Linked DNA regions of Mus musculus: region 2 is linked to region 1. The links are chromatin contacts, found by Hi-C or POLR2A ChIA-PET in ENCODE. All regions are on one chromosome and are shown on one strand. Each heading gives the region's core, a stretch centred on a gene start or an enhancer-like site at or near the end of the contact. The rest is flanking DNA. Distances are from core to core; before and after follow the strand shown. Region 1 holds the start of Tgfbr2 (transforming growth factor, beta receptor II). Region 2 has its middle 24 kb from the start of Gm4668.

What was found. Hi-C counts contacts between places; a loop is a spot of excess contacts on that map. ChIA-PET counts read pairs that join two places held with the same protein, here RNA polymerase II (POLR2A).
Region 2: a loop to region 1 is called in a map of heart, with 1.9 times the contacts of the local background. The contact joins the enhancer-like site here to the promoter of Tgfbr2 in region 1. A Hi-C loop is called at or near these places in 5 of 37 maps with a recorded cell type or tissue (CH12.LX, T-helper 2 cell, heart and 1 more). POLR2A ChIA-PET finds 5 or more read pairs at or near these places in 1 of 5 experiments (Patski).

Annotation. Positions count from the first base shown.
Region 1 is chr9:116,172,675-116,177,918 of GRCm38, reverse strand. Tgfbr2 (transforming growth factor, beta receptor II) reads left to right here and starts at 2,556. Exons shown (of 8, transcript NM_009371.3): 1 at 2,556-2,975. The coding sequence starts at 2,882. It overlaps Gm40582 (a long non-coding RNA gene), which reads right to left and starts at 2,275. Exons shown (of 3, transcript XR_871320.3): 1 at 2,183-2,275; 2 at 1,900-2,008; 3 at 1-1,208.
Region 2 is chr9:116,210,078-116,215,321 of GRCm38, reverse strand. No RefSeq gene overlaps it. Among named protein-coding and RNA genes, the nearest start is that of Gm4668, 24 kb to the right of the region's middle. Within about 2 kb of position 1,966, at least 1 of the 3 ENCODE cell types and tissues checked has a DNase peak (open chromatin) inside an H3K27ac peak, as active enhancers do; it is heart, where a contact is called at or near this core.

The sequences.
Region 1 (5,244 bases), core at 1,307-3,806:
ACAGGCATAACATGAAATAAGCACCTAGGGACAATCATATGGAGCCATGCTTACATGTGTACATGCAGCACACACACACACAAACACTAACACATGCACGCACGCACGCGCACATGCACACAAACAGCTGGTACAGATGTGTCTGAAACCCCAGAGCTGAGAAGGCAGAGACAGGAGGATCTTTGGGGTTTGCTGGTCACCCAGTCTAGGTAATCTTGCATCCCCAGGATCAGTGGGAGACTCAAAATCTACTCTACACAGATCTACTCAGACAGGTGAGTCAATCAGGCCAGAGGAGGTCACGGGGGGGGGGGGGGGGGGGAGTCGGGGCTCTACAGGGGCAGGCCCTGGGAATGCAGAACAGGCTCTGAGCAGAGCAGGGCTGTGTGGGGATGGGGACTCTGGAGCAGGTGCAAGGGTTTGCTTCCTACTAGCTCCTCGAGCTCGGTGATGCTATTCAATGATAGTGACAGAGCTTGCACTTTAAAAATGCCTTCAGCTCAGATCTCAGGCACTGAGTGGAAGCACCCAGAGTGACCCTGCCTGTGGATGAGTGACCTGCAAGACAAATGCTCAAGGGATGGCAGTAGCCTGAGAGAAGACCACCCCAGAAGGAAGATGGGGAATCCGACTTTGAACTCAGCCTGTCTCCCTCACTAACACGGTATAAGTGCACGACTGCATGTGCGCTGAGCAGCGCGCACCCTCCTACTGTCTATCCATGCATTCTCTCACCAGATGCACGAGACAAGAACTCTTTGGATAAAAGATGACCTTTTCCTAGAAGGTGCATCCAGAAGCAGTGTTTGGTGCTGAATCAAAAACTCAGAAATCCAATTTTAACAAATTTACCCTCAGCATATGTGCATGAGCTCACACTCAGATGTGCACATACATATACACACACCCCCACACATACATACAGAGCTGGCACAGATGCATCTGAACCCCCAGTACTGGTGAAGCAGAGACAGGAGGATGTCTGGGTTGGTGACTAGCTGGTCTAGCTCATCTTCCATCTCCAGGATCAGTGGGAAGCTCATTTGAGGCAGGGAACTAGAGAGGCCGCTCTGAGATGCAGAACATGTGCAGTTTCTACAGAGACCCAGAGTCAGTTCCCGGCACTCACATAGTCACCTCCTGGATGCGTGGCTTGTGCCGCCTTGGGTGACCCGAGTTCCAGAAGGTTCTATGTCCTTTTATAGCTTCTGCAACAGGCATGCACATGATGCACATACAGACATGAAAGCAAGGTACTCACACATACAGTAAAATGAACCCTTAAAAACAAATCAGGCAGCTAGGCAGTGGTGGCACACGCCTTTAATCCCAGCACTTGGAAGGCAGAGGCAGGCAGGCAGATTTCTGAGTTCGAGGCCAGCCTAGTCTACAGAGTGAGTTCCAGGACAGCCAGGTCTATACAGAGAAACCCTGTCTCAAAAACCAAAAAAACAAAAAAACAAAAACAAAAAAACAGGCCGTGCTGCACACAGACAGGCGCACGCGCGCACGCACACACACACACTGTAGAGATTGTCTCTGGAAAACATGGTCACCCCAGAAAGAATGGAAATTTTGATGGGTCTTCCTACTGATAGCCTTTCTACCTCCAGCCAAGTATTTTCTCTCCTTACTCGAATTATCTTATCGAAGAGCGATCATTGAAAAGCAGACTCCACCACCAAAGACACTTTTTTTTGTTGTTTTTTGGGTTTTTGTTTGTTTGTTTGTTTGTTTTCCCAGACAGTATAGCTTTGGCTGCCCTGGAACTCACTCTGTATAATAGGCTGGCCCTGAACTCACAGAGACCCGCCCACGTGTGCCATCATCGTCTGGCCCCAAACATACTTTAATTTCTTTAGTTTCTTAGAGGCAACACCCTGAAAATATCAGCCCTACCTTGATCACAGAGCTTCACCCAGCAAACCACGCCCAGGAAACGGTCCTTCCAATGGGAGGCTCTACCCAGGTGCTCATTAGACATGCAGACACTCTGGGTTCAGACCTACTGAACCAGAACCTGCAGGTTAGCTAAATTCACAACCCAACGTGATTAATACGCACATTAAACTCTGAGACAAACTCCTGGATTTTGTTCCACAGTAAAAAACAGTCCTTTACAACGTGATCACACATGCATGTACATAAAACTGAAACTAAGCTCTAGTGAAGAAGTGCTTACCTTTATTTTATTAGGGGAAGCAACGTGTTCGGGACTCTGAAGCTACATTTCAGAGCTCTCTCCTGGGTCTCAATGGAATTATGAAGCCCCTGGGAGTAATGCCTAGAAGGTGTGGGGGTGCCTGGAGGTGTATCAAGGAAAGTGGTTTACACCACTTTCGAGCTTGTTTTGCGAAAAGTGCGCTTAGTCACTTCTGAGTTTGAACTTGGAGCCCAGACTTGGCGGGGTGGGGGTTGCGTGGGAGCGCTGGGAGTGGGCAGCTAAAAGTTTGTAGAGTCCAGGCAAGGTCCAATCCAGCGGCCTTGATTGGCGGCCGGAGGAAGGCGAGGGCTGGAAGCTGGAGGAGAGGGCCGGAGCTGGAAGGCTCTCCGGCGGCGAGAGGTCCTGCCCAGCTGTTGGCGAGGAGTTTCCTGTTTCCCTCTCGGCGCCCGGGTAAAGTTGATGAGTGAGTCACTCGCGCGCACCGACCGACGACACCCCCCGCGCGCGCACACGCTCGCCTGGGGGACGGAGCCCCAGCCTCCTGCTCAGCTCTCCTCGGCCGCCGGGGGCCTCCTCCGGGCCTCCGAGCTCCGGGGATCGCCGGCCACATCTGGCCCGCATCCTGAGAGGGCGAGGAGTAAAGGCGCAGCCCGGGGTCCCCGAGGCTCGGTTCGTGGCGCACCAGGGGCCGGTCTATGACGAGCGACGGGGGCTGCCATGGGTCGGGGGCTGCTCCGGGGCCTGTGGCCGCTGCATATCGTCCTGTGGACGCGCATCGCCAGCACGATCCCGCCGCACGTTCCCAAGTCGGGTGAGTGAGTGGCCAGGGCGCGACCCTGGGGGTTCACTGGGGCTCCCCGCTCCTCCTCCAGCCCCCAGGGCAGCGATTGACAGTCGGCCGCGGGACCCGGTGCGAGAGCGGAAACGGGAAGTTTGTAGCGGCCCGAGTCGGTTCAGGCCCGCGGGGATCCGGGCAAGATCTCTCGCAAAAGAGCAGGACAGTCCACTTGCAGGGGACTTGGGGACGCTCCTGACCCCCTTTGTGCGCGCACGAAAGGCCAGGTCGGCCGCGAGGGGCCTGGAGCCCCGGAAAGGGAAGTTTAAGAAGTTGGAACTTGGAGGAGCATCGGCAGGGGACTGGACGCCCAGCTGCTGCACACCTGGGCCGCTTACTGCCCTAGACACCGCGACTGAGCCAGACTCTCAGTCCTCAGCTTTGCCATCTCGGGAGGGATTCTGGGCCGTGACTCACTGGATACAAGTTAGAGAAGAGAACTGATCTCTATCCTCGCTGATTCCTGGCCTGCCGGGATGAGGACCCAGTGAGGGTGGTCAGGTTGATGGCTGAGAAAAATCTAGTGCATGCCTACTAAGTGATGGACTATAGGGATGCTGCCTGGAATGAAAGATCTCAGCAGCTACTATTCAATGGAAACACCTAACCCAGGTTGTCCTCCAGGTCCCATCGCAGGGGTTAGTTAAGGGAGAAAAGCAGGCTCTAGGGCTCCTTCCTAAGGGTTTGCTTGGAAAGTTTAAAATCTGGCATTTTAACTCTAAAGTTAGAGTTAGGGCCACGATCTGGGCAAGTCACATGACTCTGGGCCTCAGTTTTCCCTACTGTACAATGCAGTGGTTCAGTTTGTGAAAGTTTACACTCTTTTCATCACTGGCTTTCCATGACCTTCCCTAGTAACTAAGAGGATGGCCAGGGTCGATTTGGGGTGAAATGCAGAGATTGCGGTGGCCGTGTGTGTGTGTGTGTGTGTGTGTGTGTGTGTGTGTGTGTGTGTGTTGGGGAGCGCGGAAGTAGGGTGCAAGAGAGCTCGTTGCAGACATCGGTAGTTGAGGTGATTTAAGAGTTTTGGATCGTGTTGCAAACAGCAGTGGACCATTTCAGAAGGGAAGAGCCACACAAAGGGAAACAGCAAAAATCCTAACAGGTTTTAGTCCTGTTGCTTCATAAAGTCCGCGTTCGTGTCGTTGGTTTCCATTGAAGTGCAGTTCCAGAAAGGTCAACTGTCTCTCATGTTAACCCAGGCCCTTAAAGCTGGCTTGGGAGATTTAGCTCAGTGGCTAAGAGTGTTTGCTGTGCAAGCTTGAGGACGTGAGTTCAAATCCCGAGGGCCCATATGCAAAGTTGGGTGTGGTTCTTTGCCAGCCCAGCACTAGTGAGAGAAGACTGGAAACCCTTTGGAAATTGCTCGATGCCAGGTTAGCTCTAGGTTCGGAGAGAGACTCAAAGAGAGTGATAGAGACTCATGGAGAGTGACAGAGGACCCCTGGTCTCCTCCTCTGCCCCTTCCTGTGCTCACAAACCCTACCCCAAGCACATATAGACACACACAAGAAAAAAAAATTAAAAGAAAAAAAAAACCCTGCTGGGTTTTGCTGAAGACCATCAGAAAGAATATCCTTCCCTTTGTGTACATAAAACGTTTGCTTTAGCTCGAGAAGAACCGAAGTCCAGAGGCCCCAGTTTGAGTTTTGTTTACAAGATTAAGATTTGTGATTTTCGAATTCCAGGCTTTGTAGCTTGTGAGTCATATTTATGCACAGTTTTAAACAATTAGCTGACTGACTTGGTGGATCTTTTTAATTTGGGCTTTAAATAGTTTTATAAGACGGAGAGGGCTTTTTTTTTTTTTTTTTAACATTTTATGGAATTGCCATTCCAGGATGTTTGGACAGTTCGTTTTGAGTTGTACCTATGTGGTCAAAGTTTTTAAAGATGGTTTTAAGTGGGAAGACAGCTCCTAGGGAAAGGGCGCGTGGAAGGACACTTGGAATTCCACTGGCCTTCTCAGTTTCCACAGAGGGGAAAGGTGTAGAGATTTGTCCTGACAGAGTGGTAAATTGTGAGGCAGTTTCTCAAGATACCTTAATGCAATAGACAAAGGGAAGGAACAAGATTCTTTACAAAGTCCCAGTCAGTCCAAGACAAACACATGTCTTATGCGTACCAGCCTGACAGATGAGCAAGCGATTTCAGCGTAAGAGAAATTTACACTAAAAAAAAAAAAATTATTTTAAACTTTTGTCCTCATGTTTCTCTGGGGGTTCTGTGCATGAGCCACGCAATA
Region 2 (5,244 bases), core at 717-3,216, 38 kb before region 1:
ATAGATAAATAGATAGATGATAAATGATAGATAGATAGATAGATAGAAAGATAGATAGATAGATTGATTGATTGAAGAAAGGGTTAGTCCATACTCCCAAGGCATCAGTATGGACTTCTCAACAGAGAAAGCTATGAAGGGAAGACCCAACACATTTGCTATAACAAAGAAATGTAATTCGGTAAAAGTTGATGCTTTCATAGCGAATCGCATGCTTACAAACTCTTTGAAGTGACCCAAGAAAAGAAAGAAGTGAGAAGACCTAATACACTGCATTTTAGAACAGGCAATCAGGTTAGGCCTGAGGCTTCAGTTCCCACAAGGACAGTCCAGGCTTCTCAGAAACAAAACAAAACAAAACAAAACAGACACCACACAGACAAAGGGCAGCCAATCAGCAACTGCTCCAACATCTGGCCAGGGCCTCACAACGAATATCAAAAAGTCCCTGTAAAGTAACCCTCTCTCCCTCGAGGTATGAACCAATCAGAAGTATACAATATCCTATACCATAAGCTCAACCAATACTGATGAAGGTGACCCAACCACAACTGGAAAACCCTAATTGGCTTTTAAAAAGGCCTGTGAGCTCCAAGGTCACCATTTCGTTTGGATGGTTGGCTTCCCTCAAGCTAGCTGTTTCTGCAGAATAAAGTCTCTTTGTCTTTACATACTATTGAGTCTGAGATCTTCTTCCAGTGATTCTCAGAACCCTTACAGAAGCACAATTCTTTCCCAGGTAGCAACAGAAGACATGAAAGAGAGAGCTAGCTAGGAAGGAGAAGAGACCAATGCTTCAAAGACCCAAACCACAGTAGGTCACACGGCAGCATCTCCAGCTGCCAGCAGGATGTATCTCGTCAGTGACACCGGAAGGAGACCCCTGCTCTGCTGTCCTATGTGTAAAAGTGTTTTTTTTTTTCTGTATACATGTCTGTATGCCACATATATGCGGCCAGAAGATCGTGACCGATTCCCTGCAGTGGGAATTAGAGACAGTTGTGAGCTGCTGTTTGGGCTCTGGGAATTTAACCCAGAACCTCTGCAAGAGCAGTCAGAGCTGTCTCTCCAGGCCTTTATCCTTTCTAAGGAAGCTGGAAAAAGACCTTACAGAAAAACAAGCTCCCAAGGAAAGGCCTCTGGGCTTTCCACACAGACTGGGGGCTTGGGAGGGACGTTTCAAAACAGGGGCCAAGAGGAATAGAAGAGTTAGGGGGGTGGGGAGGGGTGCTGGGAAATGCTCACTTGTGGGGATGACCTGGCCATTGCACACTGGACCCTACAGAAGCCAAGGTCAAAGTGTTAAATTTTCCAGCGGGGAGTAAGGGTTCCTGAGGCCCCACTCCCTGCTGAGAAGTTGCTGGCTAGGGGTGAGGGAAGGGAGTCACTATGCTTTGAGGTGTGGCCACTGGTGGGTTGCTCATGTTCAAGTGGATGCTACCCCCATCCATTCACACATGGACAACACTAACTGGACTCAGTGGATTAATTAATTGATTGATTGATTGATTGATTAATAATTGTAACTAGAGATCATAAAGTTGGGAGGCGTGGCAGAAGGGAATGCAGGGGAGATTTGGAGATAAGAGTATGGGGTTGAATATGATTGAGGTGACTTGTATGCATTTAGAAAAATTTCAAAGAATAAACAAAAAAATGTTATTTAAAAAAAATGCTGAAGAGGTGAGATCTAGTGAGCGGCAGGCACGAAATGAACCTAGAACTGTCTCCTCAAGGCATGTTCTGGGCCCTTCTTCCCAGCTGCTGCCTGCCAGAAGAGCTGCTCTGCGGAGAGCTCGAGGAGGAAGGCTTTGGAATGTGCTCTCTGAAGCAGTTGCCAACACCTCCCTGCATTTGTGTCTTTGTCCAGGGACAGGAACAGCAGAATGGCCCCTAACGCAGCAGAACAATGACCCATTTATTCTGATATCCTGTCTCCTGCACAGGCTTTTGAGAAAGGGCTAAACACCACAAGAGCTCCCTATTGTGTGCCACTTGCCAGACTCTAGAGTTGGGGGACCTTGGGGAGTGTGGGAAGGGTGGCTTTCTTCCTGAAACATATAGGATGTGTAAACAATAGCCAGGCACTTGTCCCCTCCATTTGGAGAGATTTGTGAGCAGTGGAAAGTGGGCTGTGGATAGAAACAGCACACAGGCACGAACACACACACACACACACACACACACACACACACACTCCCATGCACATAGGCACTCAGGCATGCACAACATGCACTAGCACCATTATCTTTTATTTTTTAACTTGTGTGCATGTGCGCATGCGCGTGCACTCACATGTATATGTGACATATGTGTGGAGATGTGCCCATACCACAGCACATGTGTGGAGCTCAAAGAACAATTTCTGAAGCTACTCTTCTCCACCCATCTCTTGGAGCCAGGGTTTTTCTCCCTGGGGCCGCTGTGCTGTGCACTCCTGGGTAGACAGCCCAGGTGACTCTCCTGCCCTGCCTCCTCCCTTCCACAGGATTAGAGAAGCTCACTGCTTCTCATCTCAGGCCTGCAGGAGAAGGGTTTGTTTCCACCTCATCTGAGCTTAATCATTCAACCCCCAGTAATTCTCACACACTCAGTCTCCACCCCTACATGGTGAGCTCAATGCACACGGATAACACACCGGAACAATAGGCGCTGTCTAATTTTAGCTGAAGGATAGGGCATTTTTTTTCCTGGTGACTTGATATCAATTTATCATCCATCCCTGGGGTGGGTTGGGGGGAAGATTAAAAACAAACAAACAAACAAGACAACACTATAAAGCAAAGTACCCAGCAAGTAGCGGGAGACTTATCAATCTATGTTCTTGAAGATTCAACAGGGCTGAGTGTGAAATTGGAGCATTGTGTTTATAGAGAGCAGGAACGTTGCAAATTGAGAGCTAAAATTATCTTGGTCTATCTTAAGTCTTCCCAATACTCATTCCTCGCCCGCTTCTGTGTGTGATCTAACATCCTGTCAACTGTCAGGTATAACTGAGCAAACCGCTGCTTTCTAGTGGCCCTCGAGCTGCGAATGTCATCAGATAGCGTGAGACCACAGCACAGGTTCTCTGTTTCAACCCTCCTACCTACATTACTGCTTCCCCACTGTCCGTCCGATCTGCTAAGTGCCTGGATTCATGACGTTCTTTCATTCTGTAGCCACAAAAAGTTCAAGTCCCGTTGAGGTGAGAGATATGGTTTCATTTTTACATTTTTGTGTATTTTGTGTACATTCGTATGGGCAGGGAGGGCAGGGGTATGTATGCAGCACGTGTCAGGGCCAGAATGTGGAAGTCCAAGAACACTGTGTGTGGGACACAGGGTTATGCTTTGACCAGTAGGTCCTGGGGATTGAACTCAGGTTGCCAGGCTAGACAGCAAGCACTTTTACCCACTGACCCATCCTGCCGACCCACAGTTATGTTTTGTGCTATCAGCAACTGACTAAAGAATTTCAAGTAGTGTTACTTGACAGTATCATGTTATAAATGTTGCAAGCTGCTCATGTAGCACAGAGTAGACAGAAAGAGAACATGGCCGTGAAATCTGTAGATTTTGTTTTGAGATATACAATAGAGGAGATGAAGAATTAAAATTTGCACCTTAATTATTTACCTACATTATACTGACATTGAACAAATACTTCATGCTCCACAGGCTACATAGTCTATTATAGTCTCCCAACTCAGCCCCTGGAACACCAAAACAGCCAGAGACAATAGGAGGTGACTGTGTGCCTGTGTTCTAATAAAACTTTATTTAGAGGGGCTCGGATGTGGGGGACATGTAAAATGAATGTTAATGTTTTAGTGTCTGATAGTCACTCGTTTGTTTACAGACTTAGATTTTATACTTATCGTTCTTCTCTTTTATTTGTATTTTACTTTTACATTAGCTCTTTACGATCTGCTACAACGTAGCTGCCATTCAAACACAGTATCAAGGGATTAGAATGACCAGGATGGTGCCTGACCAGCTGCAGGTCAGGTAAAGCCCCATTTTACTTGCATCTCTGTGCCTCACCTTTCCAGATGCATCCTTCCTCGCCCAGGAATGTCTCAGCCCCTTCACATCCCACGGGTGTCCTTCCCCTCTACCCTCATTGGGTTTCTATTGCTGTGGTAAGACAGCATAAGCAATAGCAGCTTGGGGTAGGACAGGGTTTACTTCATGCTCCAACTCTAAGATCACACTTTGTCACTGAGGGAATGCAGAGGCCATGGAGGAGTGCTGCTTACTGTCTTGCTCCCCGTGGCTTGCTCAGCCTGTTTTTGTATAGCACCCAGGACCACCTTCCAGAGGCAGCACCACCCACAGTGGGCTGGGCCCTCCCACACCAATCACTAATTAAGAAAATGCCACACAGACTTGCCCACAGGCAAATCCTATGGAGGCATTTTGTTTTTCAACTGAGAACCTCTTCTCGGATGTTCTAGTCTGTGCCAAACTAACATAAAGCAAGCCAGGAGCCTTCTTTACCTGCCCCTACCCTTAAAGTTTCTTTTTGTTCCTCTTGAGCCTCTTTCCAGTTTCCTGGCCCCTACACATAGGTACCCTCACCTCAAGACACACAACATATAATGTAGGAAATACCAGTTAGATATATAGATGTCTAGAACTCTTCAAAGGCGGCTCCAGTAAGCCGAGCTTATCTGTTGAAACCCTCTACCTGCTCTGCTAATCTCCCCAACCTAATTTCTAGACTGCTTGTCCAAAATGTTATTCATTAAAAGATCTTTTGGGGAGGCCTGGAGACCAGAAAAACATCCAAGAGAAGGAGTGGTAGGGGCCTAAGGGGAGGAATGGTTTTTATTTGTTTGCAGCTCAGGTTGGCTTTGAACTCTCAACCCTCCTGCCTCAGCGGCCTGTGTGCTGGAATTACAGCTGTGCACCATGAGGTCTGGCCTCAAAAGCAAACTGAAAACTTGCTCCATGTATAAAACGGTCTGCTCTTGTCTCATCCCCCTCCCTCAAGCGGGCAAGGATTTATCCCCTGAGGTTTCAGATCCTATACTAACAGGCTGCCTCAGGTGTAACTTACTATACACGAGTCTTCTTCCTCCTTGGAAAGCATGAGGGCATCGTGCCTGTTTTACTCAAACAATAAAGTAGATTGCATTCTTGATGGTCTTTAAACACACATTAAAATAAAATAAATTGATTTCTTTTGGGAACTGATTTTTTTCATGGTTTTATGGGGTGCCACTTAAAAAAAAAATTCACTCACACAACTACATGCCAA